Linked DNA regions of Homo sapiens: region 1 is linked to region 2. The links are chromatin contacts, found by Hi-C in ENCODE. All regions are on one chromosome and are shown on one strand. The core of a region is the stretch at or near the end of the contact, and the rest is flanking DNA. Distances in the headings are between cores, read along the strand shown. Region 1 holds the start of MEF2A (myocyte enhancer factor 2A). Region 2 holds the start of IGF1R (insulin like growth factor 1 receptor).

What was found. Hi-C counts contacts between places; a loop is a spot of excess contacts on that map. Pooled maps may share reads with other maps.
Region 1: a loop to region 2 is called in a map of CD4-positive, alpha-beta T cell, with 12 times the contacts of the local background. The contact joins the promoter of MEF2A here to the promoter of IGF1R in region 2. A Hi-C loop is called at or near these places in 4 of 168 maps with a recorded cell type or tissue (CD4-positive, alpha-beta T cell, CD4-positive, alpha-beta memory T cell and naive thymus-derived CD4-positive, alpha-beta T cell) and 11 of 50 pooled maps.

Annotation. Positions count from the first base shown.
Region 1 is chr15:99,563,606-99,569,233 of GRCh38, reverse strand. MEF2A (myocyte enhancer factor 2A) reads right to left here and starts at 3,250. Exons shown (of 12, transcript NM_001319206.4): 1 at 3,130-3,250. RefSeq lists silencers at 2,750-2,799, 3,640-4,079 and enhancers at 1,979-2,952, 2,953-3,928.
Region 2 is chr15:98,644,971-98,649,924 of GRCh38, reverse strand. It overlaps IGF1R (insulin like growth factor 1 receptor), which reads right to left and starts at 1,386. Exons shown (of 21, transcript NM_000875.5): 1 at 250-1,386. The coding sequence starts at 343. It overlaps IRAIN (IGF1R antisense imprinted non-protein coding RNA), which reads left to right. Exons shown (of 1, transcript NR_126453.2): 1 at 1-4,062. RefSeq lists silencers at 1,362-1,631, 2,002-2,061, 2,122-2,591, 2,602-2,651 and an enhancer at 2,663-3,284.

The sequences.
Region 1 (5,628 bases), core at 2,001-4,500, 920 kb before region 2:
TATCTCATTTAATTCCAACACGGGGCAGGTAGTGTAATTCTATCTCATTTTACAGGAGATATCTCAACTCTGTCAGCAGTGGAGCTGGATCTGAATCAAGATCTGACTACAGAGTCAAGCAGCCTTCCTTTACTGGGGCTTGCAAATCAGCATATGTTAAAAGCATTCTCTTGCACGAGGTTATCCAGCTTAAAGGGTGATCTGATTTCCATATTTACACTTATTATTTAAACATTAGGAGAGAAGGCACTCACTTCTCCATTTACTAAGAATCCACAGATTTTCTTTCTTATCTAGAAAAAAGAAATAGTGATCATTTTTGGTCCACAAATGGTTTTCTCATAGTGTCATCGCATAAAAGAAAACTTCAGCTAGACTTTGAAACATTCATATGTACCATGAGTAACCGGGGTATGGTCTGATGACAACACAGAATATGTGAAATTAGAAATGCCCCCAAATCCAGGCCCATCATCATCGTATATTACACTACATTCTTCTTGCCAGACTAAAAGCAGCAAAGGGAGGAAAAAAGATGGTTTTCCAAACTGACAAGCATGCTATTTTTCAGTAACAAATTTGTTCATGGCTTCTTCCTCCTAAATCAGAACACAAATCTACTGAAAAGATTTAGCTAGACTATTTCAAACTCCAAAATCATATTCTAATAAACATTTCCATAATTTCTTAACCACCCTCAGAATATAATTCAATATTCCTCTTTTTGGTAGCCAATTAATGGATGACACTGCTATTGCTGGAATATTAATAAAATTAATATTAACCCACAATGCATGATGGAAAAGGCAAATTGTAACGAAATTGCTTTGAAAAACATAACATCACCATTTGAAACAACTCAACCTTTTTAAGAGATTATTTCCAACTGCATTTACAAAAAAAAATCCTTGTCACACATACCCATATGAAAACAAACTCTAAGAATACAGAAGGAAATTATTCTCAAACCATAATTCAACATGGTGACATTACAATTATTTCTGGGTGTCAATAAGCTATTTTCCTTCCACTGAACACCCCCCAGAATTTAATTTTTTAAAAAACTTTTGAAGGCAAGTAAAGTGTAATTTTAACACTTTTGTTCTAATATGAAATCAAACCACAATTTTATATATAACCATAGTGTGAATTAAAGGAAATAGGTAAGCAAATAATTGCGTTTAGAGAGGTCACCATTACTTCACAGTCACTGTTTTCACTAAGTAGCTACTGGAACCACACTCTTCAACAAAACTGTTAATCTAGAGTCTACAAACATTCAAATCACCAGTTTTAGCTCTTCAGAGTACTTTTGATTATTGTAACACCATTATCACAACTTTTTGCAACAATGCTCACTGAGAATTAAAATAAAGGTGATTCTATTGTCAATGTGTCACCATATATAACAAATACTGATCTTAATGTTTTATGATATACAGGTGTGTGTTTATGACATTTAATATAAACTAATCTAAATCAGCATCTGCTTTAGTGAAAACTCTTGATTCCCTAAAACAAAAGTTGTAATTTACAGAAAAAGAAATGGAGACTGAGCTCTCCAAAAATACACACACACACACACACACACACACACACACACACAGTACATACAAAAGCCATAAAGGCACAATGCAGTCATTTTTATCCTCACTTCCTAAATTCATATTAAAAGAAATGTCATTTTTGTATGTTTAAAAAAGAACTATTTTGTTTACCTTTTCCACAGACTGTTCAAGAACTGCCAAGGTAACACAGATTCTAAAACTGACAACTAGAGTACTTAGCAGTTGCCAAAACAACACAGCTGGATTCTTAAAGGGAAAGTACTCTTGGGTAATGTACACCTAATTACAGCTTTAGAGAACCTCCTCTTCATATAGTAATAGATGATACAAGACACATGGGAAACATACTGTGCTAAAAACCCGAAAAAATGTTAAGACAATGTTTGTTTAAAAATACATATGCTATTGTTAACACATCACAGCAGGCCTTTCTAATAGGGCATTTATTGGAATCCCAATCTCACTGTAAACTAAAACGCAGGTTAACACTATGTTATATTCAAGCTACACACGGTTCCCTGCTGGACCATAACAGGAGGCTCGCTTCACAGCTCCGGAATCTATTTCGGATGTGAGCAACAATTCTATAGTTACACTTTTAAAGAAAAACTGTTTTCTTATTCAGGATTGCTCACCTTTTCCAAACTTGTTTGCACTATCTCACTTACTTTAACCCTCACAGCTCAAAGGCATGAAATCGAGCCAAAAAGCAAAGTTTCTAACACAAAAAATATTTTCTGCGAGCTGGGATCTAGCCGGATGGCAGGGGTTCAGCCAGCGGTTCCCTGTGCAGCCCCTCTGTCCCCGCGACGTCTCCCCGCACGATCGGGCGTCCGCAACCGCAGGTGTCCGCCCCAAACACCGACCCCGCCACTGACATCTACACACTCACAGAATTCGTACCTAAGCGTTCCACCCCGTTAGACCAATCTTCTCCCAAAGCAGAAGTGGGGGAACTTCTTCAAGTCCAACAGGGCAGAAGGCCCCCCGCACTTGGGGCTAATCCCTTCGGGGAGACCCCCGGGCTTGGAGGGAAAAGGGGAAGGAAAGGGCCCTCAGAGCGCACCTTCTCCGGGGTCTCCCGAGAACTCCTTCAACTTTCAAGGAGGCGACGTCCACCACCGCCCCCCGGCCCCAAGGGGTGCGCGCCCGGGGAGGCTGCTCGCCACCAGCCCGCGCGACTGAGCTCCCCTCGGCCCGCCCAGCCGAGCCCCATCCAGCCCCACCGGCCCGCCCTCAGGGCACCCCGCCCCCACCTCCCCGGGCGCCTAGCTCCTCAGCGCCGACCCCGACCCGACCACCCCTCGCCGCCTCCCAGCACCCTACCCGCCTCCCAGCACCCTACCCGCCCCGCCAATGCGCGAACGCGACCCTGGCCCCCTCCAAGCCGGACACGGCCTCGTCCAGGGGTCCCCGGAGCCCCCCGGGCGACCCTCTCGGCCGCGCCGTCCCCCGCCCCAGCACCTCCACCCCAACCCCTACTCGGTCCCCTAAGCGAGACGCCGCCCCCCTCCAGCACTACCGGCGTCGCGGACTGAGCCCCGCTGCCCGCGGCCCTCACCGTATCTCCGGAGCAGCTGGCGGGCGCGCACACGCCGCAGCCCGGGCCCGCCACCAGCGCTTCGCGCCGCCCGGAGCCGCCTCTTTCAGCCCGGGACTCGCCGGGACATCCGCGCACGGATCCCCACACCGGGGCTATTTTTAGGAGACAAGCCTCGGCCAGACCGGAACTCGTTCTGTGCTGCGCGTGCGCACTACCTCCGCCGCCTCGGTGTCCCTCCGCAGCCCTGCCTCCCCTCCCTCCTGGGTTCCCTTCCTCGCTTCTCCCCATCAGTTTCTTTTCAGGACTGAATTATCCTCTCGGTGGGTTCTAGAGTAATTGGAATGGGAAAGACAAGGGTAGGGCAAAGAGAGTCACGGTGCTTGGAAGCGGGCGCTATTCCACAAGGACGTGGGGGCGGACTATGTTTTTCCGGGTGGGTGAGGAGACGATCACCTGGCACAGGAAGAAGATGACGGCGGCTTGGCGCCGGGGCCGCGGGTTGGAGCTCGCTTTCCTCTGAAGGACCGTGTTCCCCTGGAAGGGATACTGGTCACTTGATGAGGGCCCGGGCGCCTCCCAGGGCGGGGCGGCCCGGCGGCGTCGCGCCCTGCCGCCCCCGCTCCGCCGCTCAGCCGCCGCCACCTCCCTGACCAGCCCCCGGGAGCCCAGGCCGGGAGCGGCCCGGTGACGCGGCGCGTGGCAAATCGCCGCGCGTGGCCTCCAGGGCAGCCAACCCGGGCGGTGGGGCGGCGCGGCGCGACGGGACTGGGCGGGGCTCCCGGGGCGGGGGCGGGGCGCGAGGCCGGCTGCCGCCCGGAGTCCGGGGCCGGGCGGGTCCTTCGGGACGCCCGGGTCAGCCTCCTCCCTCCCTCCCTCGAGGCGCCCTTGGCCTCCCCGGGTGTCGGCTCGCCACGCCCGCATTGTGGCCAGGGCCGCACCTGTGCTCGCCCCGGGGCACGGGCAGGTCACCCTCAGGAGCAAGCACAAGGGGACTCTGGGACCCGGGCCCGGAGAGAAAGGGACTTGAAGGGGTCTCGAGGGCGAGAAGGCCCTTTCGGACTGGACAGCCGAGCTCCCCAGGTCCCAGGACAGTAGCAACCTCCTTATCGTGACTTAATAGTTTCTAGGATGCCTGGGGCGGTGAACTATGTGATGGACATTTTGCATATGACAGCTTATGTAATACTTACAAGGCCCCATGAAGCAGATTCAGTTTCTATTCCCATTTTACAGATGAGGAAAGGGAAGCTGAGCGCTAAAGTGACCTGTCAGGGTCACAGCTTCAGAGTAGGGCCCTGAGGACTTGAACTCCTGACCACTCTGCATGTTGCCTTTTCTGAGATAGGTGCAAAGGGGATAGGCTTGGGACAGCTGTTGTGTTTTCTGGGGCTACTGATTATGTTTATCGAGGTCTTTAGGAGATGAGCCATTGTTGGCCCTCTCATCCTGAAAGCCGCTCACCTCTGAAGAGTTTTTCGGGGCCACAGTGCCTGCATGTGCCCCCAGAGGTGCCTGTGTAATGGACACGAAGCCAAATGGTTGTTTGCATTTGAAGATGAGAAATTCAATCCCGCAGCACTTAAAACAAAGTGGTTGGGGTGGGTGAGCAGATGAGCAGAGGCTGTGAGTGGAGGAACTGGGAAGTTACAAAGGAAGCCAGAGACTGGCTGGCTTCCTCCCTCAAGGACAACGGGGCAATGTGCTGGGGAGAGCCCAAAACAAAGGCGGCACATAGACAGCAGACGCCAGAAAATAAACCTGGAGCTCTGCTCAGAGCTCCACAACACCAGTGTTCAGGGGAGCCAGCAAAAGGAACTGCAGGGAGGTTTTTAAAACATGTCAAAATGTGGTGTAAATCAGCAAGTCATGTGGAAATGCATGCTTTTTAACCTGCCAGAAGCTGCAGAGCCGGCTGGATTTGGCTCTTCTGCTCCAAGAGGACGAGAAGAGTTTAATACTTATCCTTTAAAACTTAGGGTCTGGAGTGGGGGCACAGTGATCAGTGGCCCTCTCCTTGCCACCTGCTGTCACCCTGGAAGAAGAGGCAATGAAAACAGACTGTTCCAAAAGATGTTTTCACCCTTATTGCTCCACTCCGGCTCCCACCCTTCCAGAAATTGAGCCTCCTGAGGCACAGAAGACTCAGCTCAGACTGCCCAGCCCTTACCCATTCCAATGCTATTGTTACCCTCAAAATGTCAAGCAGAGAACTCAACTATGAGTCCAGCCACAGCAGAAATGAAAAGAGTGTTTGCATCACCTTAAAGAGCACCTCTCTCCCCACCACTCTGCATGTCAAAGCCCTTGTCTGAGAATTGCAGGCAGTGGTAAGAAGGAAGGAAGGAAAGGAAGGAGAGAAGGAAAAGTGGAAGGCTAAGTTTAAGAATTGTGGAGCACAGCTATTAGCAGAGCACAATCACTGTTATTTGTAGTAAAAGCAACCAATTTTAGGAAATTGCCACAGCCTCTGTTTCAGCTGTTGAAAACCTATACCTGAAGTCTAGCGTCTCTAGCAAC
Region 2 (4,954 bases), core at 137-2,636:
AGAAAGAGAAAAGCCCTTCCCGCGCGGGGATGCGCGGAGCCAGGGCCCGCGGGGCTCCAGACGAACGAGCCCGGGTCCCGGGTCCGCTGCAGCCTCCCTCCCGGCAGAGCCGCCCTGCGCCCCACCCCGCCGCTCCCGAGCCCGGGGGCCCGACAGCTGCGACGGTGGCAACTCGGGTTTCGCAAACAGGGCGCAGCCCCTCGGAGGAAAAGTTCCCGCAGTGGCCGCGGGCGGCGGGCACATACTCACTTTCTCCACTCGTCGGCCAGAGCGAGAGCGCGGCGGAGAGAAACAGGAGCCCCCACAGCGAGGTCGGGGACCCTCCTCCGGAGCCAGACTTCATTCCTTTTATTTGGGATGAAATTCCCCTTTCTCAAAAAAAAAAAAAAAAAAAAAAAAGAAAAGAAAAGAAAAAAAGGAAATGAAAGGAAACAAGTCTCAAACTCAGTCTTCGCTCCCCCTCCAAAAACAAGGGCGAAGGAAACAATACTCCGAAGGCGGCGCCGCCGGGGCCCTCCGGGTGCGCGGACGGGGCGGGCGGCGCGGGGCGGCCCCTCAGCGCCGGCAGCAGCGGCCCAGGGCTCGGCGGAGTCGGGAACCCGAGGCGCGCCGGGGCGGGCTGTCGGCGTCGTCGGCCTCCATTTTCAAACCCGGAGAGGCAGGAAGGGGGGAAAACTGCAAAGAAAGGGGGCAAAGCCCAAATCTGCCTAGGCGAGGAAAAACAAGCCCGGCCCTGGCCGCGCGGGAGGCGGCCGGACGCCCGAGCTTCCGCCGCGGGAGGGCGCGACGCAGTTCGCAAGATCGCCCCGAAGTCCGGGTCACAGGCGAGGCCGGCGAGGGGCAGAAACGCGGAGTCAAAATGAATGAGCGGCTCCCCCTCCTCCTCCTCCTCCTGGCTCCGCTCGCCGCCGCCTCCTCCCTCAGCGCCGCCGCCGCCGCGGCGAGCTCCTTCCCAAATCCAGGACACACACAAAGCGGCGGGCCGGCCGCGCCGCGCTCAGCACTCCCGCCGCGCCGCCCGGCTCTGCGCCGCCGCCCGCCCCGCGCCGGCCCCCGCCCGGCCCCCGCCCGCCGCCGCCTGCTCTGCGCGGGGGCTCCGGCTCGCTGAAGGTCACAGCCGAGGCGAGGCGCGCCGTGGAGCTGCCCCCGCGCGGGAGGGGCGTGGAGGGCGCGGGGGGATCCGGGGAGCGGGGCCGAGGGTCTGCGAGCGCCGGCCGTGGGCAGGCTCGCTGGCGGCGTCCCTCTCGCTCTCCCGCCTCTCTCGAGTTCGCCTGGTGCGCTCGCTCCTCCTCGGGTTTTTTCCCTTTTTTTTTCCGCTCAGCGGAGTTAATGCTGGTAAACAAGAGCCCCAGCCTCGCCGCGCCGCCGCCGCCGCTGCCACACACTGGGGGCTCGCGCGCGCGCGCGCGCCCTGGCCCGCGCACACGCGCCCGCTCGCACACTCGAGCGGCCACCGCCGCAGCAGCGGCGCGCCGAGGGCCCGGCCCAGGCCGGCGCGCGCAAAAAACCGGAGCCCGGTTCCCCAAGACGTGCGGAGCGGAGCCCGGGCGTGGGGCGCGAGACTGCGAGGCGCCGCCCCCATCTCCCGCCCCACCGCCTCCCGCGCGCACACAGAGACACGCGCGCGTGCCCACCCGCTCCCGCCCCCACCGCACTGCGCCGGCCACCCCGCACGCGCCCTCCCCTCCCGCCCGACTCCAAAAACAATGCCCCCGCCGCCGGTCCGGTCTCGGCGGGGCAGGGGTGGGTAGCCAGGGAAAGGCTAGGCAGGGGAGGGGTGGGCAGGAGAGGGGAGGGGTGGGCGGGGAGTGCGGGGCTGGGAGAGGTTCATTGAAAACAACAACAGCGCGGCTGGAAAGCGCGTTTCCCCGGTTCTTGAAAAGCTTCATTGTTTCTTGCAGCTGTTGCAAAATAAATAAATGCGTGCATGCGGCATTTTTTTCGCTGCGTACTGGAAAGCCCGAACGTGGCGGAAGGGGCGCACCTGGGAGAAAGGGGACCCCCCCCCCAGGCTACTACGCCGGGCACTTTCACGCCAGGCTGGGGTGCCCGCGGCGTTGCGACCGTGGAGCCCGGAGTTTGGGGGCTCAGGGGGAGCGGAGGGGGAAGGGCGCGGCCCGTGTGGCTCGGCCCAGAGTGGCTCGAGGAGAGAGGACCCCGCCGCCCCTCGCGGGCCCCGCGCCCCGGAAGGGGGGCCCAGACAGGCAGCGCCGCGTGCCCCGGGCGCGTCCCCGCGGCGGCCGCCAGAGGGCGCGGCGGGCGCTGGGGAGGGCAGCCCGCGGAGAGTCGCCTCCCTCCCTCCGGGGGAGGAAATGTGGGGGCCCGGGCTGGGGGCCGACTCGGCTGGGTCGCGCTGGCGTGGCCTCCCGGACCAGCCGCCCGCCCTGAGCGCTCTCCGCGGCCTCGCGCAGCTCAGGGCTCCACCACGTGGGCGGCTGCGGGGAGCGGCCGGGGCGCGTGCACGCTGCGGGTCTCCGAAGCTCGGGGGGCGTGTCCGGGTCCCGGGGCGCCGAGGAGGGGGTGGAGGCTGGGGCCGGGAAGCCTCCCTTGGCCGCGGTCCCGACCCGGGAACACGCCGCATGCACTCGGGATCAGCGGCTACTGCGGAAACCCACCCGCACCTGTCTCGGGTCCTCCCAGGCACGTTCCTCTTGCTTCGTTTGCTACGTAAGTGACTGGAAACCAGTACCGACCCTAAGTCTCCGCGGTTGTTTTCTTGAATGTGCAGGAGGAGAGGTTTCCCCAAAGCGAGACTCCCCTAGGACTGCCATCTAATGAATAAATGCTGCGGAGACCAGGTCCTCAAAGAGGGAAACAGCCCAGCAGTGGCAGGAGAGAGGAGTTTGAAATACGTGGACTTTTACAAACAGTGATTGGACCATGTGTCGCCCTTAATGTGGTCCGGTTTCATGACTCAGGCTAATTGATGCCAGTAATAAATTTTTTTAAGATAGCTAATAAAAGAGTTGTGAATTGTCGAGATAAGAAGTGGTTGTCTCAAACAATCGGGTAGGATGGTAGAAGGGACCTGATGTAAAGGAAGGTAGTAGGTTTCTTTTACTCTCTAATTCTAAAATACTTCTGCATTAGAACGTGTATCCATCGTTCGTAAATAATTTTTTAAGAGCTGAAAACAAGTCAAAAGCTATCATAACGGAAACTTAGCCCTTTTTTTCTAAAGTTGTTTCCTAGATCATTTTCCTCCTTGGAAATTTCTAGCTCAATTCAGAGTCAGTTGTATAGAAAGAAAATAAACCTTGTTTTACCTAAGAAAGTTATTCATATGATGGGATGGTTTTGTTTAACTGAAATTCAGCTTGATTTTTAAATAAAGAGTTTCAGTTTTGGATGTTCCTAGATTTAACAGTGAAATAAATTTATTAGAATCTTAAAATGTATTATTTAAAAATTAGGCACTACACATGAAGAATTAAAGTCCAGTCTACTAATTTTTAAATATTTCTTAAGTTCTCTGCATGAGGTTGGTCTTGATTCCTGCAGATCCACTCTGGAGTTAAATGCAAAGGAATATTGATATATAATTTCATTATACTTGATTTCAGAATTTTTAATACATACTTGTAAGACAAAAATTTAGAGCTGATTTTTAAAAGGCTAGTGCTAATATAAAATCTTCAAATACTACCCAATGTATTTTTAGTATTAGTAATAAATATGCCTGTTTATTTGTCCCCAAGAACATAAAGAGGTCTATAGAATTTTTAAATGTATATAGGTTGTTGTAGGGGTTGTAGGATTTGTTTTTGTGTGTTTTTTTTTTACTAAAATGATTTTTATTTGTGAATTTTTTAAATGTTTGTGTTTTCCTGAAGTAGTAGGAAATCAATCGTATTAAGTTATTTTAAACAGTGAAGTGGGAGATGTATCATTATATAGCTTAATATTTAGGGAAAAAAAAGGAACAAAAATTTAGGTTGTCTTTACGCTCTAACTTGACCACATGGACAAAGGAGGTGATTTGTATTTCTTCAATGATTATATTTTACATACACAAGTCAAACTTATTTTTTCAACCTTGAAATAAAATCATGTAGACAAAAATTAATTGGAGTCTTTGCTTTATACCCACATTGACAATGCACCAAACTTTTTATTTTATACCATTTTACTCAGGTATCTTATAGGTTCTCCCTCTTTTGGAGCAGAAACTGATTGCTTGTTTTCATTTTTTAAAAACGCCGTTTACTTGATAACAGTTTCATCTCAAATTATTCTGCTAAATGTACCAGACTCCCCAAAAAATGTAATGTATATCATATACATCAAGTGCAAACGTGAGAAACAGCACAACAATTGACAAGTATCAAGTAATACAGTATATTGTGATGTATTCGCAGAAAGGAATGTTAGCAGCAAAAGTGAATAAACTACAGCCCCACACAACATGGGCAGATCTTTGAAACACACTGAGTAAAAATATACAAATATCAAAAACGCACACAGCGTAACACCATTTTGATAAAGCTCTTAAAAAGCAAGGAAAACTTTAAAAGTTACAGAAAATTTTTTTTGCTTTAAATAATAAAATAATATTTTTCCTTTGTTTTGCTTTTGTTTTAGCAAAAGAATTAATGAAGGATGTGAATTCCTTTGGAGAGGATGAGAAGCCCATAGGCACATGGGTTTCCATTGTAATTTGGAAATGAGTTCACTCTTGGATTGAGTGACGGATTTACAAATTTCCATTTTATAAGTATGCTTAATAACTAACACATGTTCTACATATTTTTGTATGTATAAAACATTAAAGAAGATAAATAAAAATATGGGAGAGATCCATGAAAGAGATCATTCTGGTTTTCCAATGGGAGTCGTTCAGATTTCGAGCTGTCCGTATAAATAACTCAGAAGCATTAAAGATCTACTAAAATAACACAGTTAATCAAGGTCTGATCCTTAAGATATTTCAGAAGAATGTCCACACATCTAATAT